Linked DNA regions of Homo sapiens: all the other regions are linked to region 2. A link is an interaction called in ENCODE POLR2A ChIA-PET data of the cell type or tissue named here. Cell type or tissue: PC-9. All regions are shown on one strand. Each heading gives the region's core, and the rest is flanking DNA. Links, peaks and the distances in the headings are about the cores only. Region 1 has its middle 97 kb from the start of ACVR1. Region 2 overlaps ACVR1 (activin A receptor type 1). Region 3 has its middle 79 kb from the start of ACVR1.

Region 1 (10,811 bases), core at 3,802-8,801, 150 kb before region 2:
GGGATTTATCCCAGGGATGCAATCATGGTTCCAACATATGCAAAATAATCAATGTGATACATTATATCAACAGTATGAAGGACAAAAACCATACAATCATTTCCATCAATGCTGAAAACCCATTTGACAAAATTCAGCATCTCTTCATGAAAGAAAACCCTCAAAAAACTGGGTACAGAAGGAACATACGTCAACCTAATAAAAGCCATATACAAAAGATCCATAGCAGATGTCATACTAACTGGGGGGTGAGGGGGTACTGAAAGCTTTTCCTCTAATATCTGGAACATGACAAGGATGCCCACTATCACCACTGTTATTCAACGTAATACTGGAAGTCCTAGATAGAGCAGCTAGACAAGAGAAAAAGAAAAGGGCATCCAAATTGGAAAGGAAGAAATCAAATTATCCTTGTTGGCAGATTATGTGATCTTATATTTGGAAAAACCTAAAGGCTCCACCAAAAAACTGTTAGAACGTATAATCAAATTCAGTAAAGTTGCAGGGTGCAATATCAACATACAAATATCAATAGCATTTTTATATGCCAACAGTGAACAAATCGAAAAAGAAATTTTAAAAAGTAATCTCATTTACTTTAGCTGCAAATAAAATTAAATGCCTAGAAATTAATCAAAGAAGTGAAAGATCTTTATAATAAAAACTATAAAACACTGATGAAAAAAATTGAAGAGGACACCACAAATTGGAAAGATATTTCATGTTCATGGATTGGAAGAATCAATATTGTTAAAATGTCCATACTACCCAAAGCAATCTATAGATTCAATGCAATCCCTATCAAAATGCCAATGACATTATTCACAGAAATAGAAAAAAAAATCCTAAAATTTATATGGAACCACAAAAGACCCAGAATAGCCAAAGCTATCCTAAACAAAAAGAACAAAACTGGAGGAAGCACATTATCTGGCATCAAATTATACTTCACGACTATAGTAACCAAAACATCATGGTACTAGAATAAAAACAGACACACAGACCAATGGGATAGAATAGAGAACCCAGAAACAAATCCACACACCTACAGTGAGCTCATGTTCGACAAAGGTACCAAGAAGATACACTAGGGAAAAGACAGTCTCTTCCATAAATGATGCTGGGAAAACTGGACATTCATATGCAGAAGAAAGAGACTAGACCCCTATCTCTCATCATATACAAAAATCAAATCCAAATGGATTAAAGACTTAAAGACCTCAAACTATGAAACTACTACAAGAAAACATTGGGGAAACTTCCAGGACATTGGACTGCACTAAGATTTCTTGAGTAATACCCCACAAGCACAGGCAACCAAAGCAAAAAAGCATAAATGGGATCACATCAAGTTAAAAAGCTTTTGTATAGCAAAGGAAACAACCCAAAAAGGAAAGAGGCAACCCACAGAATGGGAAAAATTATTCACAAACTACCTATCTAACAAGGGATTAATAACAAGTATATATAAGTAGCTCAACCAACTCTGTCAAAAAAAAAAAAAATCTGGCCAGGCATGGTGGGACACACCTGCAATCCCAGCACTTTGGGAGGCCAAGGCGGGTGGATCACCAGAGGTCAGGAGTTAGAGACCAGCCTGGCCAACATGGTGAAACCCCATCTCTACTAAAAATACAAAAATTAGCCGGGCGTGATAGCACATGTCTGTAATCCCAGCTACTCGGGAGGCTGAGGCAGGAGAATCGCTTGAACCCAGGAGGTGGAGGTCGCAGTGAGCCGAGATCGCACCATTGCACTCCAGCCTGGGTGACAAAAAAAAAAAAAAAAAGTAAAAAAAACTAATAATCCAATTTTAAATGGGCAAAAGATTTGAAAAGACATTTCTCAAAAGAAGAGATACAAATGGCAAACGGACCTATGAAAGATGCTCAATGTAGTGATCATCAGAGGAAGGGACAAATCAAAACTACAATGAGATGTCATCTCACCCCACTTAAAATGGCCTCAAAAACAGGCAATAACAAATGCTGGCTAGGATGTGGAGAAAAGGGAACCTTTGTACACTGTTGATGGAATGTAAATTAGTACAGCCACTGTGGAGAACAGTTTGGAGGTTTCTCAAAAAATGAAAAATAGAGTTACCATATGATTCAGCAATCCCACCACTGAGTATATACCCAAAAGAAAGGAAATGAGTGTGTCGAAGGGATATCTACACTCCCATGTTTGTTGCAGCTCTGTTAACAATAGTCAAGATTTGAAAGCATTTAAGTGTCTATCAACAGATAATGGATAAAGAAAATGTGATTCTCATACACAGTGTAGTACTATTCAACCATAAAAAAGAATAAGATCCCTGTGCAACAACATGGATGGAACCAGAATTCATTATGTTAAGTGAAATAAGCCAGGCACAGAAATATAAACATCACGTGGTCTCATTTATTTGTGGGACCTAAAAATAAAGACAATTGAACCCATTGAGATAGAGAGTAGAAGGATGGTTACCAGAGGTTGGGAAGGTTAGTGGGGGATAGGAGGAGGTGAGATCCTTAATAGGTATCAAAAAGTTAAAATGAATAAATAAGGCCTAGTATTTGACTGCACAACAGGGTGGCTACCATTAATATAATTTAATTGTGCATTTTCTATTAAGAATAGCAAAGACATGAACACAACCTAAATGCCCATCAACGATAGACTGGATAAAGAAAATATGGTACATATACACCATGTAATACTATGCAGCCACAAAGAAAAGGATGAGATCATGTCCTTTGCAGGGACATGGATGGAGTTGAAAGCCATTATCCTCAGCAAACTGATGCAGGAACAGAAAACCAAACACCACATGTTCTCACTTATAAGTAGGAGCTAAATGATGAGAACACAGGGACATATTGGGGGGAAAACACACATTGGGGCCTGTTGGAGCAGGGGTGAAGGCAGGCAGAGCCTCAGGAAAAACAGCTAATGCATGTTGGGCTTAATACCTAGGTGATGGGATGATCCATGCAGCAAACCACCACAGCACACATTTACCTATGTGAAAAAACCCTGAACATCTGGCACATGTACCTCTGAACTTAAAATGAAAGTTGAAGAAAAAAATTAAATAATTTAATTGTGCATTTTAAAATAACTAAAAGAATACAACTGGATTGTTTGTAACACAAAGGATAAATGCTTGAGAGTGTGAATACTCCATTTTCCATGATGTGATTATTACACATAGCATGACTCTATCAAAACATCTCATGTAACCCATGAATATATACAGCTGCTGTGTACCCACAGAAATTGAAAATTAAAAATTATTTTAAAAAAGAAAATAAAAATAAATACAGTAAAAGAAACAATGAAGGATTAAAACAATACATTAGAAAATATATTTATAACACAAAAGTAGGTATTAATAAAGGAAGGATTGAAAAAGACATGAAACATCTAAAAAACAGGTAGAAAAATGGCAAATGAGAACATTACATTATTAGCAATTTCATTAAATGTAAACTGGTTGAACATTCAAATTAAAAATAAGAGATTCAGCCAGGTGCAGTGGCTCACACCTGTAATCCCAGCACTTTGGGAGGTTGAGATGAGTGGATCACCTGAGGTCAGGAGTTCAAGACCAGTCTGGCCAACATGGTGAAATTCCGTCTCTATTAAAAATACAAAAAAAAAAAAAAAAATTAGCCAGGTGTGGTGGCAGGTGCCTGTAGTCCCAACTACTTGGGAGGCTGAGGCAGGAGAATTGCTTGAACCCAGGAGGCAGAGGTTGCAGTGAGCCGAGATTGTGCCATTGCACTCCAGACTGGGTGACAAGAGTGAAACTATGTCTCAAAAAAAGAAAAAAAAGGGGTTAGCAGATTTAAAAGCAAGATTCAACTATATGCTGTCTATGAGAGACTTTAGATTTAAAGACACAAAGAGGTTGAAAATAAAAGTATGAAAAAAGATGTACCAGTCAAACTGTAACTAAGAGAGACCTAGAATGACTATATTATTAAAGTAGACTTTAAGACAAAAAATTGTTACTAAAGACTAAGAAGGACATCTTACAATGATAAAAGAGTTAATCAGCCAGGCATGGTGTCTCATGCCTGTAATCCCAGCACTTTGGGAGGCCAAGCCAGGTGGATCACTTGAGGTCAGGAGTTCGAGACCAGCCTGGCCAACATGGAGAAACCCTGTCTCTACTAAAAATACCAAAATTAGCCAGGCATGGTGGCATGCACCTGTAATCCCAGCTACTAAAGAGGCTGAGGCAAGAGAATCACTTGAACCCGGGAGGTGGAGGTTGCAGTGAGCTGAGATCGTACCACTGTACTATATAGCCTGAACAACAAAGTGAGACTCTGTCTCAAAAAAAAAAAGAGTTAATTGATCAAAAACATGTAAGAATTATAAACATATATGCACCAAACAACCCCAAATTCTAACAGAATTGAAACTGACAGAATTGAAGGAGAAAATAGTCAATTCAACAGTAGTTGGAGATTAATTAACCCACTTTCAATGGTGGTTAGAATAGCTAGACAGAATGTCTTCCAGAAAATGGAAGACTTGAACAAGGTATAGTCCAGTTTCCAGAGATCTAAAGAACCTCCATTTATTAATAAAATAATACACATTCTTCTCAAGCACACAAGTAACATTTGCCAGGATAAAACATATGTTACACCATAAAGCAAGTCTTAATAAAGTATAAAAGACTGTAATGGTACAAATTATACTATGTGACCACAGTGAAATGAAATTAGAAATTAATAACATGAAAATTTGGAAATTTCACAAGAAAATTGAGCACAGTTGTAAATAATTAAAGGTCAAAAAGTAAATTACAAAAGAAATTTGAAAATGCCTTGAGATAAATGAAAATAAAAACACAGTACACCAGATCTTAGGAGATGCAGTAAAAATAGTGCCTAGAGGGAAATGTATAATTAGAAATGCCTATTTTTTTTTAAAAAAAGATAGATCTCAAATCAAAACCAAAACTTTATCTTAAAGAGCTAAAAAAAAAAAGCAAATCCGAAGCAAACAGAAGAAAAGAAATAATAAATATTACAGAGAAAATAAAGGAAATAGAAAATAGAAAAATCATAGAGAAAATCTGTAAAACCAAAAGTTGGTTCTTTGAAAAGACCAACAAAATTGACAAAACTTTAGCTAATCTCACCAGGCAAGGAAAAAAAAAAACAAACCTCAGCCGGGCGTGGTGGCTCATGTCTGAAATCCCAGTACTTTGGAAGGCTGAGGCAGGTGGACTACCTGAGGTCAGGAGTTCGAGACCAGCCTGGCCAACATGGTGAAACCTCATCTCTACTAAAAATACAAAAATTAGCCAGGTGTGGTGGCACGCACCTGTAATCCTAGCTACTTGGGAGGCTGAGGCAGGAGAATCACTTGAACCCAGGAAGCAAGGTTGCAGTGAGCTGAGATTGCAGCACTGCACTCCAGCCTGGGTGACAGAGCTGACAGAGCAAGACTCTGTATCCAAAAAAAAAAAAAAGAAAGAAAGAAAAGAAAAAACAGACTAAAATTACTAACATCAGAAATGAAAAATGGGACACTATTAATAACTTTACAAAACAAAAAATATTATAAGGTGTTTTTGACTGAATGTTCCCCCTCACTGTCTCTAAATCCACATGCTGAAGCCCTAGCTCTCAATATGATGATATTTAAAGATGGGGTTAGGGTAAGGTAAATAGGGTTAGGTTAGGTCATGAGCTTGGGCCCTCATCATGGGATTAGTGGACTTAGAAAAAGAAGGAGAGATGAGATCATGGCAGACAGGCAGGACTAGATTGAAGCTCCCACTTGGACAGACACAACAGCCTGTGGAGGCTTGTACTGTGAACTTTTGCTCCAGTATGACTGTAGAAATATATTAGGAAAGCCAAGAGAACCCATATATCTTCCGAAAGAAGTGGATTGTTCCTGCAAGACTCTGGAGACACCCCAAATACTGTGAGTGCCCAAACTCTGCAAGTGGGAAAGGAAGATTGTTCATCCATGAACATACATCCCCACTGGGGAACCTGAAGGTCTAGATTATGGGAGAAGATTCTGACCTTACCTGGAGCTGAGTCAATTTAGAGAGCTGAGTGAAATACAGAGGTAGAGGAAGCAGAAGGAAAATCTCTGTGGGCTTGCTGGGTCCCTTAGCAAGACATTTCTGCCTCACCTCACAGGCATCCTTGAGGAGAGCTACCAGAGTCACTGGGAAAAGGCCACAGGGAGAAGAAAAGCACCAGCTGAACTTTGTAACAATTTGAACCAATTTAGAAGCCTCCTGGCCAGAAACTGGGGGAGGGTGTGAATCTGGTGTGCATACTCCACAGGTGGGAGAGGAAGGAAAGCCCTAGTTATTTTCACAGCTGGGAGGTGGGTAGCCTGGGGCAAGTTCTCAGTCCTGCTGGCCCACTGCCTGGAAACAGACTTGTTGCTGTTGGGGGTGGGAGCATGGTGGAAGTGAGATCAGCCCTTTGGGTTGGGTGGGAGCTGGGTGAGGCCTGTGACTGACAGCTTTCCCCCACTTCCCTGACAACCTGCATGACACAGCAGAGGCAGCCATAATCCTCCTGGAAACAAAACTCCATTGACCTAGGAACCTGAACCTCACCCCCACCCCCAACAGGAGCCGCAGCAAGACTTACCCAAGTAGAGTCTGAGCTCAGACACACCTAGTCTTGCCCCCACCTAATGGTTCTTCCCTACCCACCCTGGTAACTGAAGACAAAGGACATAAACTCATGGGAGTTCTAAGGCCTCTCCCACCACCTGTTCCTCCACATACTACCACAGCTGATGCTCTCTTGAAAGCACCACCTCCCAGCAGGAGGCCAACCAACACAAAAATAGTGCAATAATCAACCAAAGCTAAGGACCCTCACAGGGTCCATTTGATACCCCTGCCACCTCCACCAGAGCAGGTGCCAGTATCCATGGCTGAGAAACCCACAGATTGTTCACATCATAGGACTCTGTGCAGACAACCCCCAGAACCTGTCTACTAGAGCAAGTCTACTAGCCCAGAGCCTGGTAGGCTTGCTGGATGGCTAGAAGAGAGATAACAATTACTATAGCTCAGCTCTCAGGAAGCCACATCCCTAGGAAAAGGGGGACAGTACTACAACAAGAAAACACCCCGTGGGACAAAAGGACCTGAACAACAGCCTTGAGCCTGAGATGTTCCTGCTGACAAAGCCCAAATGAGAAGGAACCCAAAAACCAACTCTTGTAATATGACAAAAAAAGGTTTTTTAACACCCCCCAAAAATCATACTAGCTCTCCAGCAATTGATCCAAACCAAGAAAAAATCCCTGATCTACCTGAAAAAGAATTCAGAAGGAGGTTAGTTATTAAGCTAATCAGGGAGGCACCAGAGAAAGGTGAAGCCCAATGTAAGGAAATCCAAAAAATGATACAAGTGAAGGGAGAAATATTCAATGAAAAAGATAGCATAAATAAAAATCAATCAAAACTTCAGGAAACAATGGACACACTTATGCAAATGCAAAATGCTCTGAAAAGTCTCAGCAATAGAATTGAACAAGCAGAATAAAGAACTTCAGAGCTTAAAGACAAGGTTTTCAAATTAACCCAATCTAGCAAAGACAAAGAAAAAAGAATAAGAAAATATGAACAAAGCTTCCAAGAAGTCTGGGATTATATTAAATAACCAAATCTAAGCATCTTCAGCGTTCCTGAGGAAGAAGATAAATCTAAAGGCTTGGAAAGTGTATTTGGGGGAAAAATCAAGGAAAACTTTTCTGGCCTTGCTAGAGAACTAGACATTATACAAGAAGCTCAAAGAACATCTGGGAAACTCATCACAAAAAGATCATTGCCCAGGCACATTGTCATCAACTTATCTGAAGTTAAGATGAAGGAAAAAATATTAAAAGCTGTGAGGCAAAAACACCAGGTAACCTATAAAGGAAAACCTATCAGATTAATAGCAGATTTCTCAGAGAAAGTCTACAAGCTAGAAGGGATTGGGGCCCTATCTTCAGCCTTCACAAACAAACAATTATCAGCCAAGAATTCTGTACCCAGTGAAACTAAACTTTGTAGATTAAGGAAAAATACAGTCTTTTTCAGACAAACAAATGGTAGAAATCACTACTACCAAGCCAGCACTACAAGAACTGCTAAAAGGAGCTCTAAATTTTGAAACAAATCCTGGCAACACATCAAAACAGAACCTCTTTAAAGCATAAATCTCACAAGACCTACAAGACAAAAATACAATTTAAAAAAAAAAAAACAACCCAAGATATACAGGAAACAAATAGCATAATGAATGGAATGATAGCTCACATCTCAGTCAAACGTTCAATGTAAATGGCCTAAATGCTCCACTGAAAAGATACAGAATTGCAGAATGGATAAGAATTCACCAACCATCTGCTGCCTTCAAGAGACACACCTAACACAAAAGGACTCACGTAAACTTAAGGAAAGGAATGGAAAAAGACATTGCATGCAAATGGACACCAAAAGTAAGCAGGGGTAGCTGTTATTATATCAGACAAAACAAACATTAACGCAACAGCAGTTGAAAAAACAAAGAGGGTCATTATATAATGATAAAAGGTCTTGTCCAACAGGAAAATATCACAATCCTAAATATATATGCACCTAACACTGGAGTTCCCAAATTTGTAAAAGAATTATTAATAGAAGTAAGAAATAAGATAGACAGAAACACAATAATAGTGGGGGCCTTTAATACTCCACTGACAGCACTAGACAGGTCATCAAGACAGAAAGTCAACAAAAAACAATAAATTTAAACAATACCCTGGAACAAAGGGACTTAACTGATATACACAGAACATTCTACCCAACAACCACAGAATATACATTCTATTCAACAGTGCATGGAACTTTCTCCAAAAGACCATATGATAGGCTGCAAAACGAGCCTCAATAAAGGTAAGACAATTGAAATTGAATTCAAGTATTCTCTCAGGCCACAGTGGAATACAACTGGAAATCAACTCCAAAAGGAACCTTCAAAACCATGCAAATACATGGAAATTAACCTTCTCCTGAATGATCACTGAGTCAAAAATGAAATCAAGATGAAAATTTAAAAATTCTTCTAACTGAATGACAATAGTGACACAACCAATCAAAACCTCTGGAATACAGCAAAGGCAGTGCTAACAGGAAAGTTCATAGCCCTAAATGCCTACATCAAAAAGGTTGGAAGAGCACAGACAATCTAAAGTCATACCTCAAGGAACTAGAGAAGCAAGAACAAACTAAACCCAAACCCAGCAGAAGAAAGGAAATCACCAAGATCAGAGCAGAACTAAATGAAATTGAAACAAACAAAAAAATACAAAAGATAAACAAAACAAAAAGCTGCTTCTTTGAAAAGATAAATAAACTTGATAAACCATTAGAAAGATTAACCAAGAGGAGAGAAAATCCAAATAAGCACAATTAGAAACGAAATGGGAGCTATTACAACTGACACCACAGAAATACAAAAGATCATCAAGGCTACTATGAACACCTTTATGTGCATAAATTAGAAAACCTAGAAGAGATGGATAAAGTCCTGGAATGATACAACCTTCCTAGCTTTAATCAGATAGAATTAGGCACTCTGAACAGACCAGTAACAAGTAGAGAGACTGAAATGGTAATAGCAACAATTACCAACAACAAAAAAAGTCAAGGACCAAACGAATTCACAGCAGAATTCTAAGAGACGTTCAAAGAAGAATTGGTACCAATCCTATTCATGCTATTCCACAAGACAGAGAAAGAGGGGACCCTCCCCTCAAATCATTCTATGAAGCCAGCATAACCCTAATACCAAAACCAGGAAAAGACATAACAGAAAAAGAAAATGAGAGGTGACAGTGTGCTGGCAGTGCTCACAGCCCTCACTTGCTCTGGGCGCCTCCTCTGCCTGGGCTCCCACTTTGGCGGCACTTGAGGAGCCCTTCAGCCTCCCGCTGCACTGTGGGAGCCCCTTTCTGGGCTGGCCAAGGCTGGAGCTGGCTCCCTCAACTTGCGGGGAGGTGTGGAGGGAGAGGCGCGTGTGGGAACTGGGGCTGCGCCCGGTGCTTGTGGGCCAGCGCGAGTTCCAGGTGGGCATGGACTCAGCGGACCCCGCACTCGGAGCCGCCGGCCGGCCCCACCGGCCCCCAGCAGTGAGGGGCTTAGCACCTGGCCAGCAGCTGCTGTGCTCAATTTCTGGCCAGGCCTTAGCTGCCTTCCCACGGGACAGGGCTCAGGACCTGCAGCCCGACATGCCTGAGCCTCCCCTCCCACTCCGTGGGCTCCTGTGCCGCCTGAGCCTCCCCGAGGAGTGCTGCCCCCTGCTCCAAGAGCCCAGTCCCATCCACCACCCAAGGGCTGAGGAGTGTGGGCGCATGGCTCGGGACTGGCAGGTAGCTCCACCTGCAGGCTCCGTGGGGGATCCACTGGGTGAAGCCATCTGGGCTCCTGAGTCTGGTGGGGACGTGGAGAACCTTTATGTCTAGCTAAGGGATTGTAAATACACCAGTCGGCACTCTGTATCTAGCTACTCTGGTGGGGTCTTGCAGAACCTTTGTGTCCACACTCTGTATCTGGTGGGGACATGAAGAACCTTTGTGTCTAACTCAGGGATTGTAAATGCACCAATCAGTGCCCTGTCAAAACAGACCACTCGGCTCTACCAATCAGCAGGATGTGGGTGGGGCCAGATAAGAGAATAAAAGCAGGCTGCCCGAGCCAGCAGTGGCAACCCGCTCGGGTCCCCTTCCACAGAGTGGCAACTTGCTTGGGTCCTCTTCCACACAGTGGAAGCTTTGTTCTTTCGCTCTTTGCAATA
Region 2 (10,811 bases), core at 3,383-8,382:
GGTCTTGCATTAAAGAGTCCAGAGATTTATGTATCATAGACAAGGTCATCTTGATAATAGCACATAATTCTGGGAGCAGACACATCCCCATCTTCCCACCCCATATCACCCCTACTGCAAAGCATCACTGGAATCCCAAAGAGGATTCCAGGTAGGCTGGCCTCAGTCCTGACTCTTGACTTGCCATCATCCTTTCTCGTTTTTGTCTTTCCTGTTAGTTTCTTCTGATACCTCACGTGTCCTTTGGTAGAGGCTGTTTCATTTTAATTATTTAATTTCATTTTAATTATCTGCCATTTACTAATGTTAGTCTGAAGTTGGCGGTGATTTGCAGATTCTCAGTAGTAGTTCTCATCTGATTGGGGGGTGGTGTCTGCCTGTTTTATAGATGGGACACAGGCAGAGAGTAATGTGCTTAAGATACCAATGCCTGGGAAGTAACATGCCTAGGTTCATTCCTCAAGCTGTGCGATTCCAGAGCTTTTGCTCTTTTCACAAAAATTAACTGGGAGACAAGCTGTGTCCAGGTGGTGAAGCTAGGTCCAGGAGTACAGCCCAGCATGTACTCGAGGTCTAAGTTGTACAAAAAAGGCTGTAAGACCTTTCAAACTGATTTTTAAAATAACAGTTTTATTGAGTTAGTTCATATACCAAAAACATTCACCCTTTTATAATGTACTATTCAGTGGTTTTTAGTGTAGCCACAGAACTGTTCAACTGACACCACTATCTAATGTTAGAACATTTTCACCACCCTGACAGAGAAACTATTAGCATGTAAGACTAATTTTAAAGCTAACATTATTGGAGTAGAAGCCAAGGATTGGGCTCTCCTGATCATCCTGTGAACTGAGTGAGGGTAGAAACCAGTTCCTGGCCCAACCCTGCAGTGGGCACAGAGTAGACACCAGTGTTGACTCTCACAGAATCCTCCAGAACAGTGAATTCTCAACTTTTGAAATTTTAACCCAGTCCCAATTTTGGTAAACTAAAAAATCTCACTTTACTCTGCCCACTTGTTTTATGAAAACAATAGGATTTAAAATTGTTTTCTAAGCACCTATTTGTTTTTTGATTTTTCTCGGGTAGATCTGCCACCCTCATTATTTTGATTGGAGAGTCATTGGCATCTCAAGACTTCTGGGTTATTTTCATTGCAGGTTTGCTTGAACACATGAAATGATTCAGTGCAGTCATGAGTTCAGATGACTCACGCATTAAGCAATTTCATGTGTAAAAGTGATCCCAGCCAGCAAATGCTAATAACAGCCATTTATTATTCCTTGGATCTTCCTACTCTTTTCTTTAACATTTGTCTTTGGCCATTGCCTCCTTTCTGTTACCTTTTTCATGCTTATTAAAGTAAATTGAATAACATTATATAGCAATGTGTGTTATTTGTCTTTTCTTCCCAGTGTGATATAAACAGTCTGGGGCTGAGAAAATGGGTAGTGGGGTGGGGAAAAACCTTTAAGAAGGTAAAGGCCAGGTGTGGTGTCTCATTCCTGTAATCCTAGTGCTTTGGGAGGCTAAGGTGGGAGAATTGTTTGAGACCAGGAATTCAAGGCTACAGTGAGTTATGTTTCTGCCACTCCACTCCAACTTGAGCAACAGAGTGAGACCCTGTTTCTAAGACAAAAAATGTAGCAAATGTAACATTGTCATGGTGAGAGGAAGAACACTTCTTTTTCCTACTTGAGCTCCCTCAGTCACCTTGACTGACAACATCTGGAAGCAGGCCAGCCAGTGAGAGCTTAGCCAAGGGAATTGTATGGGGGCATGAGTCCAAGTGACCATCTTGGGAATAATTCTCTGGGAAAAAATTACATTTTTTTTTTTTTTTTTTGGTGAAACAAAGCATCTCCCTTCTTACATTTTATTGATAACAATTTAGTTTCCAGTAATATTACATTGTTAGCATGGTATATAAGTATTTCAAGTTTTGTTTTCTCTCTCTGTGTGTATATAAAATTTAGAAAAAAGATTATGTCCTAAAATGTTAGAGTAGGGAATACTTTGTTTTCAAATGTAAGTCACAAGGAAGCTGTGGTTGAGTATATACACTTAGTTTACACATTGTCTTTTTGTATGAAATCAGAAACGTTGGTAGTTCTCTTTGTCTATAACTTAGGGTTTGGGGAAGTTTGTTTTGTTTTTTAGTTTGAGTTAAAAGCCATGACAACACTGAAAATGGGTTCCAGTAGGTCTACCTCCTTTTTTCCATTAGCATTATTATTTCTTTTTCATTTTTTAAATTGTTCATATTTCTCTTGGATGGTATCTTTTCTGCTTTGAATCCATTATCAGGGTACATCATTTATTATCAACATTTATGAAGGGCCTTTTATTTAATTTTATTTTGAGACGGAGTTTGCTCTTGTCACCTAGGCTGGAGTGCAATGGCATGATCTCGGCTCACTGAAACCTCCGCCTCCTGGGTTCAAGCAATTCTCCTGCCTCAGCCTCCCAAGTAGCTGGGATTACAGGAGCCTGCTACCACACCTGGCTAATTTTTGTATTTTTAGTACAGATGGCATTTCACCATGTTGGCCAGGCTGGTCTCGAACTCCTGACTTCAGGTGATCCACCTGCCTTGGCTTCCCAGACAGAGTGTTGGGATTACAGGCGTGAGCCACTGCGCCCAGCCTCTTGGCCTATTGTTTATGACTATCCTTGATGTTTCATAGGTGAAAAATACTCTTACTTTGAAGAGTCCACAGACTCACCAGGGAAATAGTAAAATTTAAAAATTAAAATGCACTTTTAAGGGCCACAATAGTTAAGTTTGGGAAAAACAGATGAGGGGGCATGTGTTAATATTTCAGACAGGATGTAGACATGGGGGCTTTGGGAGGTGATGCTGGGGCTGATCCTGAAGCATAGGAGTTTGCCAGATGAAAAAAGACATTTCAGGCAGACAAGTGCAAAGGCAGAAGGTGAACATGGTCATGGTGTCCCCAGGGAGCTGTAAGATACAATTAGGGTGAGGGTACCTATGAGATGATAACTCGATGATGTTGGAGATGTCTGGGGCCAGATCATGAAAATCAAGAAATCTACACCAGCTAGGAGAACCATTGATGGCTTTAAGCAGAGGAGAGGCACTAGTGAGCGTTACTCAATGAACAATTTACTACACTCATGGCAGGGATGTAGAGGAGACCTTGAAGGAGTCAGTTGGGCCACTGCTGGTGGGAGAGGTCCTGGGCTGGGTTGTAGGCAGCGATGGGGTTTGTAAGGCAAACTTGGTTTCTGGCTTTGTCTACAAGATTCTTCAGTGGTTCCATTGCAGAAGATAGGACATAAAGAAAGATTAGTAGATTTGGGATGGTGGGTGACATGGACAGGATGCTTTCAGTCTTGGGAACCTGGATGTATTCTTTTGCTCCCTTGAGAGACTGTTCTTGGTAGACCCACTGTTACTGTACTTCTGTTTGTACATTTTCGTACTCAGTTATCCTTCAATTGGAGAGCAAATGATTGGTGAGCAAATTAAATTAAAAGCAAACCTCAGTCAGACACAGTGGCTCACGCCTGTAATCCCAGCACTTTGGGAGGCTGAGGCAGGTGGATCACTTGAGGTCAGGAGTTCGAGACCAGCCTGGCCAACATGGGGAAACCCCCATCTCTACTAAAAATACAAAAATTATCTGGGCATGGTGGTGGGTGCCTGTAATCCCAGCTACTCAGGAGGCTGAGGCACAAAAATCGCTTGAGCCCGGGAGGCAGAGGTTGGAGTGAGCCAAGATTGTGCCACTGCACTCTAGCCTGGGCGACAGAGTGAGACTCTGTCTCAAAAAACAAACAAACAAACAAAAAAACAAAAAACTAATCTCTGAGTTAAGAATGAAACTGCTAAATTAAATAAAAAGTATTATGTTATTTTTACATTTTTTTCTTTAATTAGTGGGTTGGGTGCCATCGCAGTACAGAGGTAGATTGGAAAGCTATCTTTTTTTGGAAACAGAGTTTTGCTATCCCTCTGTTGCCCAGGCTGGAGCGCAGTGACATGATCTCAGCAGCCTCTGCCTTCCAGGCTCAAGCAAGCCTCCTGCCTCAGCTTCCTGAGTAGCTGGGACTACAGGGACCCACTGCTATGCCCACCTAATTTTTTTTTTTTTTTTTTTTTTGAGACGGAGTCTTGCTCTGTTGCCTAGGCTGGAGTGCAGTGGCGTGATCTCGGCTCACTGCAAGCTCCGCCTCCCAAGTTCAATCGATTCTCCCGCCTCAGTCTCCCGAGTAGCTGGGATTACAGGCATCCGCCATCATGCTTGGCTAATTTTTTTTGTATTTTTGTAGAGACGGGGTTTCACCATGTTGGCCAGGCTGGTCTTGAACTCCTGACCTCAGGTGATCTGCCTGCCTGGACCTCCCAAAATGCTGGGAATACAGGCGTGAGCCCCAGCGCCCGGCCTTTTGTATTTTTTTGTAGAGACGAGGTTTTGCCATGTTGCCCAGAAAATTCCTGGGCTCAAGCAATCCGCCTACCTCGGCTTCTCAAAGTGCTGGGATTACAAGCGTGAGCCACTACACCTGGCCCAAAAACAGCACCTTTAATTAAAGAATACCCCTTGCTGTTAGCATAATTCTTGAGGAATCCTAGTAACAATCATGAAAGAAATACCTAAGAAGAATCTTTGAGCTAGAAGGAAACGTAGTGACTTGGGCCACTGCTCTTTCTTTATAGTTAGGATAAAAGGATAACAGAGAAGGGTGAGTGAGAAGGGTTAGTGACTTCTGAGTGTCACACAGCAGTGGTGCGGGGGCATGTCTAGCTCATCGGTTCAGTGTTACCTCCATCGACCTGGATGACTCCCTGCTCAGTCCCATAGAGACGATAGAGCTGAGTTGAAAGACACTAGTGCTCAAGACCACCAAGTCAGCGGTAGACCCAGAGTTGCCTAAATTCTTGACTTTAATCTTATTTTAAATTAACTCACTGTTCATAGGCCAACAAGTATTTGTTGACTGGTTAGTATGGAAGGGATACTACCCCAATTATTACACAATCAGAGATAAGTAAGAGACTATTTTTCTTTTCAAGAAGTGTGCAGGTTAATTTTTCAGATTAACTCATTACAGGACTGGCAAACACTTATACAATTCATGGCTTGTCTGACATAATTATGGGTATGTAGTATATACACACACAAAACCAATGAGAAAACGAGGCCACATAAAACATTGTTCATTTTTCTTTTCTTTTTTACCTAACTTTATTGGATTTTGTTTTCTTTTGTTTTTTTGCTTGTTACCTTGTTCTCTCTGCACAGTGGGCAATCAGTTTCTAGACTAGCTTTAGAAATGCCTACATGCTGGTGGGCAAACAATAAATAGAACCAAATAATAAAAAATAATATTGATTGTCTTTTTTTCAGTTTATTCTTGTTCAATCATAATTAGGAAGCATGATCTGGTGAAAATTTTTCTTAGGTTGGTAATGACATAAATACTTGCAGGAAGGTATTTGGTACTTTCTGCTACTGCTTTGAATTTAAGCCTAGGGTAGAAATTTAGCCATTTCTACCCTAGAAATGGTAAGAGTGATAGAGAAGTTTCTTTTTCTTTACCAAGTTTATGAGCTTGAAATTATTAATGCTTTTTGTTTTTTTTTCTTTCTTTCTCTTTCTCTCTGTTTCTCTCTTTCTTTCTTTCCCTTCCTTCCTTCCTTTCTTTTCCTACCTTCCTCCTTTCCTTTCCTTTCCTTTCCTTTCCCTTCCTTCTTCTTTTCCTTTTCCCCTCTCCCCTCTCCCCTCTCCCCTTTCCTTTCCTTTTCCTTTTCCCTTTCCCTTTCCTTTCCTTTCCTTTCCTTTCCTTTCCTTTCCTTTCCTTTCCTTTCCTTTCCTTTCCTTTCCTTTCCTTTCCTTTCCTTTCCTTTCCTTCTCTCTCTTTTTCTTTCTTTTCTTTTGTTTCTTTTTTTTTTTTTTTGACAGGGTCTTACTCTGTCGCCCAGTCTGTAATGCAGTGCTGTGACCATAGCCCACTGCAGCCTCCACCTCCCAGGCTCAAGCAGTCCTTCCCCCCTCGCCCTCATGAATAGCTGGGACTACAGGTATGTGCCACCCATGCTTGGCTAATTTTTTGGAGATGAAGTCTCACAGTATTGCCCAGGCTGGTCTCGAACTCTTGGGCTTAAATAATCCTCCTGCCTTGGCCTCCCAAAGTGCTGGGATTATAGGTATGAGCCACTGTGCTCAGCCTGTTTTTTCTATAATTTTAAACTTCATTCATGCCACAAATATTTAAGTAGTTTGGCATGATGCTAGACCAGGCACTGGAGATATAGCAGCACATTGAATACACAGAGTTCCTACTTTCAAGAGGCTCCTCGTTGAAGTTTTGCTAAATATCTGTCTAGTGAAGGTAAATAGTACAGCCTAGGAGAAACAAAATGCCAGACACTCCATTAGAAAACCAGAAAATCTGGTCCTGGCCTGGTGGGTGGCAGTCTTGCGAACTCTTGTAAAAGTGCCTGAGATCATGAGCTGATGAAAGCCTGTATAGTCTTATGTGTGAGTATAATCACCAAGGATTACCACATTCCTGCCAGGCAACAGTTACAACACGGATGTCTCATGGTAATGAGGAGAGCTGGAGTGCTGCTGCAATGGGGTGTACACACGTGAAAGCTGAGCCAAACAGACAGAAAGGCGATCTAATTACCAGAGAAGTCTGATTCTGTTTAGGGAGTCGTGTGTTGGGGGAATGGAAGAAGTGGCCATTTCCTTCTTTCTTCTCTTCCACTTGTTCTCAATCCCTCTTCACTCAAGATGCTCTGATTCTTCGCTGAGAACCATTTGGAGATGTACATATAGCTGGATTAAAGCTACTTGGGGTTAGCCCAGGACAGCAGACTGATTTCATGGAAGACATTTTTTCTACGGATGGAGTAGTGGGGAGGAAGAGGTATGGTTTCAGGATGAAACTGTTTACATCAGATCACCAGGCATTAGTTAGATTCTCATAAGGAGTGTACAACCTAGATTCCCCACATGTGCAGTTCACAATAGGGTTCGCTCCACTGAGAATCTAATGCTGCCACTGATCTGATCTGATAGGAGGCAGAGCTCAGGCCTAATGCTCACTTGCCAGCCCCTTACCTCTGCTGTGCGGCCGGGTTCCTAACAGGCCATGGACCAGTACCCGTCCACAGCCTGGGGGTTGGGGACCCCTGGCCTGATGAGTTGTCATGAAACTCATTTCTCACTCAGGAATTGATTTGACTCCATGGAACCACCACAGACCTGTTAACTGGGTAAAGGCTGATGGAACTTGAAAAAAATGAAGGAGAATTAGAAAAATAGGGGGAAAGTGTGATGGATCCATTGGATGTCTATATTGAGCTACTAGCTGCTCTAAAAGGCTTATAGAAAGGCCTCCTGTGTAATTGGTAACATCAGTTAACCAGAAAGGCTGTGTTTATTTCCTTCCTAAACTAGTTAATCAAAGATTTCAGTGGGCCTTGCATAGGGAAAGAAATAAGGATAGAAAAGGGAGAGAGCAGGAATAAAGAAGAGAGAGAGAAAGGAGTGGCTGGGCGTGGTAATCTCTCACTCCTGTAATCTCAGCACTTTGAGAGACTGAGGTGGGCAGATCACTTGAGGTCAGGAGTTCGAGACCAGCCTGGCCAACATGGCAAAACCCCATCTCCACCAAAAATTAGCCAGGCGTGGTGGCATACGCCTGTAATCCCAGATACTCAGGAGGCTGAGGCAGGAGAGTCACTTGAACCTGGGAGGTGGAGATTGCAGTGAGTGGAGATTGTGCCACTGCACTCCAGCCTGGTTGAGAGAGTGAGACTCTGTCTCAAAAAAAAAAAAGAGAAAGGAGTGAGTGACATGGGTTACTTATGAGTGAGGAGTGCATGTGTGTCTGTCTTTTGTGGAATCTGATCTTCTCTGAAGTCACACCTCATATCTGGTGAGAAGTTGACTTAAGGGGGTATTCTATTTTAGTCTGTAGCCTTCCTGTTTGGTGTCTGGATTTTTTCTAAGTCACCACCAGTGGAAGAATGAGTATTGGGCTATTAGTCTTTCATGTTCTCTTTTCAGGCTTCCTATGGAGCCCTTTGTAATATTTATTTCAAAGTTGCTTATTATTATTATTACTTTTTTGACAGGATCTTGCTCTGTTGCCCAGGCTGGAGTGCAGTGGCATGAACATGGCTCACTGTAGCCTCGAGCTCCTGGGCTGAAGCAGTCCCCCCATCTCAGCCTCCTGAGTAGCTGGGACTACAGGTGTGCACCACCATGCCAGGCTAATTTTTAAATTTTTTGTAGAGATGGGGTCTCGCCATATTCCCCAGGCTGGTCTCCAACTCCTGGGCTCAAGCAATCCTCCTATCTTGGCCTTCCAGTGTGCAGGGATTACAGGCATAAGCCACTGTGCCTGGCCCTAAATTGCTATTTTGATGAGTCAAAATGGTCAAATCTCAGCAATTTTGCATAGGATTCAACCTAATAATTCAACCCTGGTAATCGTCACTTCTCTTCTTATAGCTGCTCCTTAAATATTGAGTTTACAACATTAGCTACCATTTATTAGCATCCACTGAGTGCCATGTACTTCATACGTGGCAGCTCTGCAAGGGAGTCATGACGCCTGTTTTGCAGGAAAAGATTACATGGGCCAGGGCTGGGACCCATCTCAGAACCTGTTGGTTCAAGCATGGAACCTTCTTTATGCTACTGTAGCCCACTCACTGCCTTTGTTGCCTCAAGTTTTCTCCTTGATTCCCTTACTTTATATTTCTGGCAGGAGTAAATGAATCTTTGGCTGGACAGATGAAAGGGATTTTGATGGACCACCAAACCACTTCACTTGAGGGTTTCGAGGTTACGGAGTGTAGGCAGATTATCTTCAAACGTGTAGTCTGGTACTTAATTACACTCTGTAATTAAGTAAACCATAGCGGGCCCCTTTTGTCTTAGCCAAATTGTACTTTAAATTCTGGAGGAGAAAGGTGCTCTAATATTTCGGCCAAAACATTAGGAAAGCCCATCTTCACTGTATTTCCACTTTGGCCTGGTTGTCTTTCTAGGCTGTAAGGCAGACCTGAATCTTTTCCTTAAAACATCTTGGAGATTTTGTTTTTCCTCATGCTCTGCCCTCGTTCCCCGGCTTTTTTTTCTTCATTATCTAGAAGTCTGACATATTTGATTCCTACTCTGTCTCTAGATATACACCTGGAGAGAACAGTGTTTCTGTCACAGAATTCCTTCTCAGGATTTCTTGGGAAATATATATGTTTTTCCAAATCCCTAGAAAAATCACTTATGAGGTAAATGGGAAAAAGTGTTATAATCCTCCTGTGAGAATTGTATGAGTCAACACAATGACAGTAGAAAGAATTCACTGATGTCAAGTTGAAAGCAAGAACAGGAAAAGCTGACTTGCAGAGTTGAAGGATAAGATCCACCTTTTTTGGAGCCAGTGCAGGATAGGAGCATGTGGGAGAGAATGGGTCATGATTTCTTCTCGCCGTTGCCATGTTAGAAATGTGTCTTTGTGGCCCAATCTGCTACTACCATTGATGTGTCATCCTTGCAAATAAAATAAGTTTATATGCATAGCATACTGTATACATATCCTACGCTTGGTATTGCAAGAAATAAGTTTTAGAAGTAAACTGAGTCTTTAAATTGGTGACTTCAACATACGAATCTGTGTAGTACTGTTAATTTGCTTGTAGATCTGAATGTAGGTTATTGCAGTGGTCAACAAAGTCTCTTTCTAAAGGGCCAGGTAGTAAATATTTTCGGTTTTGCAAGCCATACGGACTCTGTTACAACTATCAGTTCTACCATTTCAGTGTGAAAGCAGTCATAGACTATACTTAAAATGAACAAGTGTGCCTGTTGCAATAAAACTTTTATTTACAAATCCAGACTGTGGGCTGGATTTTGCCCGCTACTGGCATAACATCCAATAATGTTCACTAGCATTTTCCAGGATCTTAGTATTTGCTATGCTACAATTCTTTGTAAATCCTACTAAGTGTGATAGTTCCCATTTAACAATGTTTTTGGATATCCAAATAATGAGTAAAGAATGCAAGTATTTTAAGAAGAATATATTCTGGAGAAATTCCTGGAAATTCCCATTTCTCATGGTCATTCACATTTTCTTATGTATAATTTGGGAATAGTATAAGCTCTCAATTTCATTGTTAGGATTAGGTCAGACAATGCAAGTAATGTGGTTAACACAGTTATAGAACTAAGAGCTCACTAAATGATAGCTGCTATAATTAGTAACTAGATGGGGAGTATTTACCCCATTTCATGGAAAAGGAAACTGAAACTCAGGGGTTAAATGATTTGCGGAGGTCACATTTAATAGGTTGGAAAACTGAGTTTGGCTGCTTCCTAAGTCCATGTTCTTGCTACCATATCCTGCTTTCTGAAGTAGTTCTGGTTAATGGCAATTCCACGGCAAGATACACCTTGATTTATTTGGTTTATGGGCTGGGTGAACAGACAGGGAGAGTATGGAATGGTTCTTGAAAGGGTAAGGATTTTCAATGTTTAGAAGCCACAGTTTCTAGAAGCCAAGGATATGATTGTAACTAAAGAGCTGAGAAAACTTGTCTTGATTTTTTTTTTCCCCTGTTGCTTAGCTGTTGTGTGGACTGCCAAGAGCTTGTTTGATTTTAAGTGCTTTTTATGCTTGCCTGTTACTCAGGTCCCATCATATTGCAACAACTTTTAAGAAACTATGCATGTTCTTTTAAACTGGATTGAAGAAAACTGTACTGTAATGTTAAATGCCCAAAATTAGAGTTAGAAAATTTGATTGGATTTTCCTTCTCC
Region 3 (10,811 bases), core at 3,963-8,962, 130 kb before region 2:
CCTCTCGCTCCTTTTTTTGTTTGTTTGTAATAAATGTAAGTTATTGTGTACAACCTTTTATTTGGTTTATTTTTTAACATTATTTTTGTCTGTTGCTATTTGTATCATGCCAATCTGAAAAAAATCAAAGCATTAAAAACTTCTGTTATCTTATCAGGGAATACTGCTCAGCAAAAGATTGGTGGGAGGTGATCCTATCCCATGGGGTTTTATGATGGAATTGCCTACAAAGCCCATAAGCACTTTTACCTACTAGGTAGTGCAACAAGATAACCCCTAAGGATGGTTGATATAGTATGGCTGTGTCCCACCCAAATCTCATCTTGAATTGTAATTCTGATAATCCCTATGTGTCATGGGAGGGACCAGGTGGGAGGTAATTGAATCATGGGGGTGGTTACCTCCATCCTGTTCTCATGATAGTGAGTGAGTTCTCATGAGATCTGATAGTTTTATAAGGGTTTTTTCTCCCTTTCACTCTGCACTTCTCCTTGCTGCCACCATGTGAAGAAGGGTGGATTTGCTTCCCCTTCCACCATGATTGTAAGTTTCGTGAGGCCTCCCTAGTCCTGCTGAACTGTGACTCAACTAAACCTCTTTCCAGCCAGGTGCAGTGGCTCACGCCTGTAATCCAAGCACTTTGTGGGGCTGAGGCGCGTGGATCACCTCAGGTCGGAAGTTTGAGACCAGCCTGACCAACATGGAGAAACCTCATCTCTACTAAAAATACAAAATAATTAGCCGAACGTGGTGGGGCACGCCTGTAATCCCAGCAACTCAGGAGGCTGAGGCAGGAGTATTGTTTGAACCCAGGAGGCAGAGGTTGTGGTGAGCCGAGATTGCACCATTGCACTCCAGTCTGGGCAACAAGAGCGAAACTGACATTAAAAAAACAAAACAAAACAAAACAAAACCCTCTTTACTTCATAAATTACCCAGTCTCAGGTGTGTCTTTATCAGCAGTGTGAGAACAGACTAATACAGTAAATTGATACCAGGAATGGAGCTGTTCGGGTAAACATACCCCAAAATGTGGAAGTGACTTTGGAACTGGATAACAGGCAGAGGTTGGAAGAGTTTGGAAGAGTTAGAAGACAACAGAAAGATATGGGAAAGTTTGGAACTTCCTAGAAACTTGTTGAATGGCTTTGAACAAAATGCTGATAGTGATATGGACAATAAAGTCCAGGCTGAGGTGGTCTCAGATGACGATGAGGAACTTGTTGGGAACTGAAGTAAAGGTCACTTGCTATGCAAAGAGACTGATGACATTTTGCCCCTGCCCTAGAGATCTGTGAAACTTTGAACTTGAGAGAAATGATTTAGTATATCTGGCAGAAGAAATTTTTAAGTGCCAAAGCATTCAAGAGAGAGTAGAACATAAAAGTTTGGAAAATTTGCAGCCTGATGATGCGATAGTAAAGAAAAACCCATTTTCTAGGGAGAAATTCAAGCCCACTGCAGAAATTTGCATAAGTAACAAGGAGCCAAATGTTAATCACCAAGACGATGGAGAAAATGCCTACAGGGCATGTCAGAGACCTTCAGAACATCCCCTTTCATCACAGGCCCAGAGGCCTAGGAGGGAAAAATGACTTCATGGGCTGGGCCCATGGCCACCCTGCTCTATGCAGCCTCTGGACATGGTGCCCAGCATCCCGGCTGCTTCAGCTCCAGCCATGGCTAAAAGGGACCAATGTACAACTCAGGCTGTTGCTTCAGAAGGTGCAAGCCCTTGGTGGCTCCCACAAGGTGTTGGGCCTGTAGGTGCACAGAAGTCAAGAACTGAAATTTGGGAACCTTCACCTAGATTTCAGAGGATATATGGAAACATCTGGATGTCCAGAGAGAAGTTTGCTGCAGGGGTGGAACCCTCATGGAGAACCTCTGTTAGGGCAGTGTGGAAGGGAAATGTGGGTTCAGAGCCCCAACACAGAGCTCCCACTGGGGCACTGCCTCGTAGAGCTGTGAGAAGAGGGCCACTGTCTTACCCCAGAATGGTAGATCCACCAACAGCTTACCCCATGTACCTGGAAAAGTCACAGACACCCAATGCCAGCCCATGAAAGCAGCTAGGAGGGAGGCTGTACCCTGCAAAGCCACAAAGGTGGCACTGCTCAAGGCCATAGGAGCCCACCTCTTGTATCAGCATGACCTGGATGTAAGACATGAAGTCAAAGGAGATCATTTTGTAACTTTAAGGTTTAATGATTGCCCTGCTGGGTTTCAGACTTGGATGGGGCCTATAACCCCTGTGTTTTGGCCAATTTTTTCCCCATTGGAATGAGTGTATTTGCTCAATGCCTGTACCCCCAGTGTAACTAGAAAGTAACTAACTTGCTTTTGATTTTACAGGCTCATAGGCAGAAGGGTCTTGCCTTGTCTCAGATAAAACTTTGAACCTGGACTTTTGAGTTAATGCTGGAATGAATTAAGATTTTGGGGGACTGTTGGGAAGGCAGGATTATGTTTTGAAATGTGAGAACATGGGATTTGGAAGGGGCCAGGGCATAATGCTGTGGTTTGGCTGTGTCCCCACCCAAATCTCATTTTGAATTGTAGTTACCATAATCCCCATGTGTCATAGGAGGGACCCAGTTGGAGGTAATTGAATGTTGTTCACATGACAGTGAGTGAGTTCTCATGGATCTGATGGTTTTAAATGGGGCTTTCCCCCACTTTGCTCTGCACCTCTCCTTGCTGCTGCCACGTGAAGAAGGACATGTTTGTTTCCCTTTCCATCATGACTGTAAGTTTCCTTAGGCCTCCCTAGCCCTGAAGAACTGTGAGTCAATTAAACCTCTTTCCTTTATAAATTACCCAGTCTCAAGTATGTCTTTATTAGCAGTGTGAGAATGGAATAATACGATGATGTTATAATGAAACTCCATAATTGAGACAGTGAGGTCCATTCATATGTAGATTAATTAGGTCTAAATAAAATTTGCCCAGCCTGGCAAACACAGTGGAACCCCACCTCTACCAAAAAATACAAAAATTAGCCAAGTGTGGTGGCACATGCCTATAGTCTCAGCTCCTTGGGAGGCTGAGACATGAGAATTGCTTGAGCCCAAGAGGTGGAGGTTGCGGTGGGCCAAGATTACACTACTGCACTCCTGGGCAACAGAGCGAGACCCTCTCATAAATAAATAAATAAATAAAATTTGCCAATTTACACTTAAAAAAGGATTTTATACCATAACCAAACGAGATTTATCACAGGAATGCAAGGTTGGCTCAACATAAAGAAATCAATCAATAGGCTATACCATATTAATAAAGAAAAATCCCATATGATCATCTCAATTAATGCAAAAAATGCATTTGACAAAATGCAACACCATGTCATGATTTAAAAAAAAAAAAAACACTTGGCAAATGGGGAGTAAAAGGGAACTTAACCTGATAAAGAGAATCTATGAAAACCCCAGAACTCATATAATATTTAATGATGAAAGACTGACAGTTTTACTCCTAAAATCAGAAAAAAGACAATGGTCTTCCAGTCTGATATTACTTTATGATTATAAAGTCATGTGTGTTGTAATTTAAAATACTTTCTATAAAGTCTAGATGTGGTGGCACATGCCTGTAATCCCAGCACTTTGGGAGATTGAAGTGGGAGGATTGCTTGAGGCCAAGAGTTTGAGACCAGCCTGGGTAACATAGTGAGACCCTGTCTCTACAAAAAATTAAAATATTAGCTGGGTGTTGTGGCATGTACCTGTAGTCCTACCTACTTAAGAGGCTGAGGCAGGAGGATTGAGAGGATCAATTGAGCTCAGGAGTTTGAGGTTGCAGTGAGCTATGATTGCACCACTACATCCAGCCTAGGTAATAAAGTGAAATATTGTATCTAAACAACAACAACAACACTTCTTAAAGGATATGCATGGTGTAATCCAATTTTCATTCTTTAACAAGTATATGTGATGCACAGAAATGAGTTTAGAAGGCTGTATACCAAGATATTGGCAATGGTAATTGGGATGGTGGCAGTGTTGATGATGTATATAGCTTATATATATTTTTTAACAACAACTTTATTGAGATGTAACTCAGATGCCATACAATCCACCCATATTTAAAGTATACAATCCAGTGGTTTTTGGCACAGTTATGCAAGCATAACCACTATCTAATTCCATAATATTTTATCACCCTAAAAAGAAACCTTCTACTCATTAGAAGTCACTCCCCACTTCCTTCTCTTCCAGCCCCCAACAACCACTAACCATCTTTCTGTTTGTATGAGTTTACCCATTCTGGATACATGCTATGTAAATGGTATCATATAATATGTATTTTTTTGCATGTCTGGCTTCTTTCATGTGTCATCATGTTTTCAAGGTCCATCCATATCGTAGCATGTATCAGTACTTTATTCCTTTTTACAGCTAAACAATATTCCATTGTATGGATATACTATATTTTGTGTATGCTTTTATCAGTTGATGGACATTTGGGTTGTTTCTACTTCTTGACTATTATTATTAACGGTGCTATGATCATTCATGTACAAGCTTTTGTGTAGACATATATTTTCACTTATCTTGGATATATAGTAGGTATGTGTTTAACATCTTAAGATATATAGTAGGTATGTGTTTAACATGTTAAGAAATTGCAAAGCAGTTTCCAAAATGATTGCGTATTTTATATTTCTATCAGCAATATATGAAATGTATGAAAGTCCTAGTTGCTCTATATCCTCTCCAATATTTGGTTTGATTAGTCTTTTAAATTTTAACCCTTCTAATGGATGTGTCATAGTATCTCATTGTGCTTTTAATTTGCATTTGCCTGATGATTAATGATGTTGAGTGTCTTTTCATGGCCTTATTGGCTATTAGCGTATCTTCTTTTTTAAAGTGTCTTGCCAAGACTTTTGTTCCTGGTTAAAATTGGGTTTTCTTTTTGATACCTATTTGTAGAAGTTTTTACATATTCTGAACACACATCTTCATGAATATTTTCTATAGTTTGTGGCTTGCCATTTCATATTCCAACTTTGAGTCAAGGTCTACTATTAGACTCCAAACACTGGGCAGACCTCAAGCTTTGTCTTCTGTTCTCCACCCCACTTCCTGTGAAACCATTATAAATGCAATGTCAAGATCACTACAGTTTAGCATATGTTCTTAAGGCAAAAGCCTTAGCACTTTTCTCACCTCTTAGGAGGTTCCATGTTCACTCTATTTTTAGTTTCTGGGAGCCTTTACTTTCTTGGCATTTCAGTAATATGTTTGAAAGTTTATTTGTTTATATATATTTTTTTTTTCTTTTTTTTTTTTTTTTTTTGAGATGGAGTCTCACTCTGTCACCTAGGCTGGAATGCAGTGGCGCAATCTCAGCTCACTGCAACCTCCACTTCCCAGGTTCAAGCGATTCTCCTGCCTCAGCCTCCTGAGTAGCTGGGGTTACAGCCACACACCACCACGCCTGACTAATTTTTGTATTTTTAGTAGAGACGGGGTTTCACTATGTTGGTCAGGCTCGTCTCGAACTCCCGACCTCGTGATTCACCTGCCTCAGACTCCCAAAGTGCTGGGATTACAGGCATGAGCCACGGTGCCTGGCTTGTTTATATTTTATATGGCAGCAGTATTACTTTGAGGGAGAGGATGATAGCTTCCCTTGCAGCTAGCACTGATCATGTGACATAGTTCTGGCCAATAAGAGAAGAGGAAGTCTGTGGGCAATGATCCTTTCCTCTTCCTTCCACTTTTCTGCTTCGAATATAGATGTGAGAACCAGAGATGAAGCACCCATCTTTAATTCATTAGGAAGTAACACATTTGCTAAGAATGGCTAAATAGAAATAAAACAGAAACCATAAACAATGATGACATCATGAGCTGTGGGACCAATCCTGGGTTGCCTAACTCCAAACTTCTTAGTGAAAAGTTATATACTCTAATTTGTCTAAACTACTGTTGGTTGGGTTTTCTGATACTTACAGTCAGAAATTAAAGTTATTTTTGAGATTTAATATTTATATAATCATTCATCCATCTAATCAATAAGCATGTATTAAATACATATCAAGTGCCAGACATTGTTTATAATAGAGTTTCTCATTAGGGGTGGTATTACTATTAGTTAGCATTTTAAACATTTGTGAGAAAGTTTTTGTAGTGTTACAACTGGAAGCAACTAACATTTAGTGGATTGGTACTGGGAATACAATATTTCTTTTTTTACATCTTATTTTTTTTTTTTTTTTGAGACAGAGTTTTGCTCTTGTTGCCCAGGCTGAAGTGCGATGGTGCAATCCTGGCTCACTGTAGCCACTGCCTCCCGGGTTCAAGCGATTCTCCTGCCCCAGCCTCTCGGATAGCTGAGATTACAGGCATGCACCACCACACCCGGCTAATTTTGTATTTTTAGTAGAGACAGGGTTTCTCCATGTTGGTCAGGCTGGTCTTGAACTCCCGACCTCAGGTGATCTGCCCACCTCAGCCTCCCAAAGTGCTAGGATTACAGGCATAAGCCACTGCGCCCAGCCAATACAGAATTTCTTAAAATGCATAAGACTGTCCCATGCAGTAAGAATTGCCCTACATCTCGCATACTTTTCAAAGTCCACCAAAGACATATCTCTAGCTGAAAAAGGTGTTTTTAATGATCTAAAATTAGAACTTAATTCATTTTGCAAATAAATACCAAGTAGTTTCTTCATGTGTTTAATAGATTTAAATTTTCCAGAAATTTTTTTTAAAGAGACAGGGCCTTGCTCTATTGCCCAGGCTGGAGTGCAGTGGCATGATCATAGCTCACTGCATCCTCAAACTCCTAGATTCAAGCAGTCCTCCAACCTCAACCTCAGTCTCCTGAGTAGCTAGGACTACAGGGGTAGTCCTACCATGTAGCATGGTAGTAGTAACTACCATGCCCAGCTTTTGCTTTTTTTTTTTTTTTTTTTTTAGAGATGGGGGTCTCCCAATGTTGCCCAGGCTGGTCTTGAACTTTGGCATCAAGTGATCCTCCTTCCTTGGCCTCCTAAAGTGCTGGTATTACAGACATGAGCCACCAAGCCCAGCTTCCAGGAATATTTTGTTAGAAATATACCATAAGGTATTCAACATTTAGGAAAATCACATAATCACTCGCAATGCTGCATATGATTTTAAAGTTTCCAATATAACACACCTATATCAGACTACATGTATAGCTGTCTCATTTACATTTATTCTATATATTAGTGTAAGTAAGCATCTAAGTTATTTTGTCTAGAAGTCAAAACTAGATATTTACCTTTTGAAATACATACTATATTATAAACAACTTTGCTTTTATTACTCCTTTACATAATCAGGTGTTATGTTGCTTTTTTAAATTATGTTCACTTGTAAGTTATATAGTCTATTTAGTTAATGACAGAATTGTAAGCAGGTCTTATAAAATATCTATAATAGGAAGGGAGTTGCGCCTGGATGGAGTTAAGAATCATTGGTTTTAATGGTAATTCCTTATCTTTAAAAAATTGTTGGCCAGGCGCAGTAGCTCATGCCTATAATCCCAGCACTTTGGGGGGCCAAGGTGGGAGGATCACTTGAGCCCGAGTTCAAGACAAGCCTGGACAACATGGCAAAACTCCATCTCTACTAAAGATACAAAAAATTAGCCAGGCATGTTGGCGTACCCCTGTAGTCCCAGCTACCTGGGAGGATGAGGAGAGAGGATCACCTGAGCCTGGGAGGTTGAGGCCGCAGTGAGCTGTGATTATAACACTGTACTCCAGTCTGGGTGACAGAGTGAGACCTTGTCTCAAAGAAAAAAAAATTGTTACATAGTATTTAATACTTTTCATTCAAGATGACAAGAAAATGCCTAAAAGCAAAGAAAATCCCTGGTTGCTTGGAAAACCTGACCCCCAGCTAGAATTCCCTGCCTATAGATTTTTAATTTCTGAGTACACTTTATGGCTCTTTGACTCAGATTGCATTTTACTCCGGTGGGCAGCAGAAGTTACTGCCACTCTGCCAGCTCCTGGCGACTACTGGGGAGGGTTGTGAAGTCACCTCATTCCAGCAGCAAATCCATATGGCTCTGCAGCAATTTGATTCTTGCCTCCTCAGAGGAAAAAATTTGGCTAAGGGGCATAAGGCAGAGTGAGAGACAGGGGCAAGTTTTAGAGCAAGAGTGAAAGTTTATTTAAAGTTTTAGTACAGGAATGAAAGGAAGAAAAGTACACTTGGAAGAGGGCCCAGCAGACCACTTGAGAGATCCAAGTGCCCCGTTTGTCCCTTGACTTGGGGTTTTCTACATTGGCACGGTTCTGGGGTTGGCATTTCTTCTTCCTTGATTTTTCCCTTGGAGTGGGCAGTCCATATGTGTGATGGCCCGCCAGCACTTGGGAGGGGCTGCATGTGCAGTGTGTTTACTGAAGTTGTGTGCATGCTCACCTGGGGCATTTTTTCCTTACCAGTTGAGCGTTCCTAGAGGAAGGTCATATACCAGTTAAACTCTGCCATTTTGCCTCTTAGTGTGCATGTTTGAGCCCATTTGCCCAACTCCTGAAATTCTATCGGAAAGCTACTGATCACCAGCTTCGGGTATTTTCTGTCTATTGGGAGGCTGTCTTTTCGTGGCGCCAGCTGCAACCAATTATTTTGGAGAGACAGTTTAACAACAACCTGACCATAACCTGATGGTCACCTGACATTCCTGGTGGGGGCCCTCTCCTGCCCTGCTCGTGTCTGCCTAACTACCACTCTAAAAACCTAAGAACTTGGCTGTATTTCTCTTGAAGTTTGACACCATTCCTCTGAAGAGGAAAACACAATTAAGGAGGACTTACTGACTTACAGATGGAGAATGAATGAAAGGAGAAATGCAACTTGTTTAAGATCATGCAAAAAGCAGTGAGTGTTCAGAGGTAGGAACCAAATCTAATTTTCCAATTCCTGAAGCTAAATTAGGCTTAACCCATTAGTGTATGTTTTATATTTATGTATTTATTTACTTATTTTTGAGACAGAGTCTCACTCTATCACCCAGGCTGGAGTGCAGTGTCACAATCTCGGCTCACTGCAACCTCTGACTCCTGGGTTCAAGCAATTTTCCTGCTTCAGCCTTTCTGTGTATTTTTTATATTTTTGTATTATTAGTAGAGACGGGGTTTCATATGTTGGCCAGGCTGGTTGGAACTCCTGACCTCAGGTGATCCACATGCCTTGGCCTCCCAAAGTGCTGAGATTACAAGTATGAGCCACCATGCCCAGCCTGTTTTCTATTAAAAAAAAAAAAAAAAAGACATGAGAATATCTGTGTATGGTCAGAAAGACCTCTCTCCTCTTGAAGTTTAATAACTTAAAAAAAGTGGCTTACTACAGGCAACAATAGGAAAAATAGATAAATGGATAAATGGGATTACATCAAACCAAAAAGCTTCTGTATAACAAAGAAACAATCAAAAGGGTGAAGAAACAACCTACAGAATGGGAGAAAATATTTGCAAATCATACAAAGAGGTTAATGTCCAAAATATATAAAGAACTTGTACACCTCAATAGTAAGAAAACAAATAACCCAATTTTATTTTATTTTATTTTTATTTTTTGCTGTTCCTTGCAGAGCTAATTCTTAGGCAGTGGGCCCAGGGTCAGCCCCAATTTTAAAATGGACCAAAAACCTGAATAAACATTTTTGCAAAAAAGACATACAAATGGCCAACAGGTATATGAAAAAATGCTTAATATCACTAATCATTAGAAAAATGCAAATTAAAATCACAATGATCTATCACCTCATGCCTGTTAGAATGGCTATAATAGAAAACACAAGTGTTGGTGAGGATGTGGAGAAAAGAGAACGCTTGTACACTGTTGGTGGAAATGTAAATTAGTGCAGCCATTATAGAAAAGAATATGGAGGTTCCTCAAAACAATTAAAAATAGAACTACCATATGATCCCGCAATCCCACTTCTGGGTATATATCCAAAGGATATGAAATTAATATGTCAAAAAGATATCTGCTTGCCCATGTTTATTGCAGCATTGTTCACAATAACCAAGATATAGAATCAACCTAAGTGTCCATCAATGGATGAATAAAGAAAATGTGTATCTATACAATGGAATGCTATTCAGTCTTAAAAAAGAAGGGAATCTTGTCATGTGACAACATGGATAAACGTGGAGGACATTATGTCAAGTGAAATATGCCAGGCACGGAAAGACAATCTGAAAAAGTCAAACTCATAGAAGCAGACAGTAGAATTAGAATGGTGGTTATTAGGGGCTCATGGTTCCCCGTTGGTCGGGAAGGTCATGACATAAAATAGCAGGATTGGAGATATAGATGCTAGTCAAGAAAAGTCAAGAAATATAAATTTTGAGTTAACTATCAGAAATACCTTCAGGAGATGTATGTTGCGGTGACTATTGTTAATAACATATTGAATATTTGAAAGTAGCTAAGAGAGTTGGTTTTAAGTGTTCTCAGCACAAAAAAATAAGTGAAGTAATGCATATGCTAATTAGCTTGATTTAGCCATTCCACAATGTATGCATATATCAAAACATCATGTTGTACACCATACATATATACAATTTTTAGTCATCAGTTAAAAAAGGGAAAGAAAAGGTGGCTCACATTTCTCCCATTGAATCTTCTTTTTTTCTAAGTGCAGTCATCCCTTCGTATCCTCAGGGGATTTGTTCCAGGACCCCCGAGGATACCAAAATCCATGGAAGCTCAAGTCCCTGATATAAAGTGGTGTAGTATTTGCTTATTATCTGAGCACATCCTCCTATACACTTTAAATCATCTCTAGATTACTTATAATGCCAACACAATGTGAAT

Evidence for each region. Peaks named below come from ENCODE experiments on the same cell type or tissue, not always from the same donor. Only the 100,000 strongest peaks of a DNase experiment are listed, where the experiment ranks them.
Region 1: POLR2A ChIA-PET joins it to region 2 with 5 read pairs; 4 of 35 experiments call an interaction of 5 or more read pairs at or near these places.
Region 3: POLR2A ChIA-PET joins it to region 2 with 5 read pairs; 3 of 35 experiments call an interaction of 5 or more read pairs at or near these places.

What each region holds. Positions count from the first base shown.
Region 1 is chr2:157,967,465-157,978,275 of GRCh38, reverse strand. No RefSeq gene overlaps it. Among named protein-coding and RNA genes, the nearest start is that of ACVR1, 97 kb to the right of the region's middle. In PC-9, for the core only: no CTCF peak of the experiment used is centred there; a DNase peak (open chromatin) is centred at 6,345; H3K27ac peaks cover 1,676 bases.
Region 2 is chr2:157,821,769-157,832,579 of GRCh38, reverse strand. All of the region lies in intron 1 of ACVR1 (activin A receptor type 1), which reads left to right. Among named protein-coding and RNA genes, the nearest start is that of ACVR1, 49 kb to the left of the region's middle. RefSeq lists an enhancer at 1,044-1,545. In PC-9, for the core only: no CTCF peak of the experiment used is centred there; a DNase peak (open chromatin) is centred at 6,499; H3K27ac peaks cover 1,944 bases.
Region 3 is chr2:157,950,223-157,961,033 of GRCh38, reverse strand. No RefSeq gene overlaps it. Among named protein-coding and RNA genes, the nearest start is that of ACVR1, 79 kb to the right of the region's middle. In PC-9, for the core only: no CTCF peak of the experiment used is centred there; no DNase peak of the experiment used is centred there.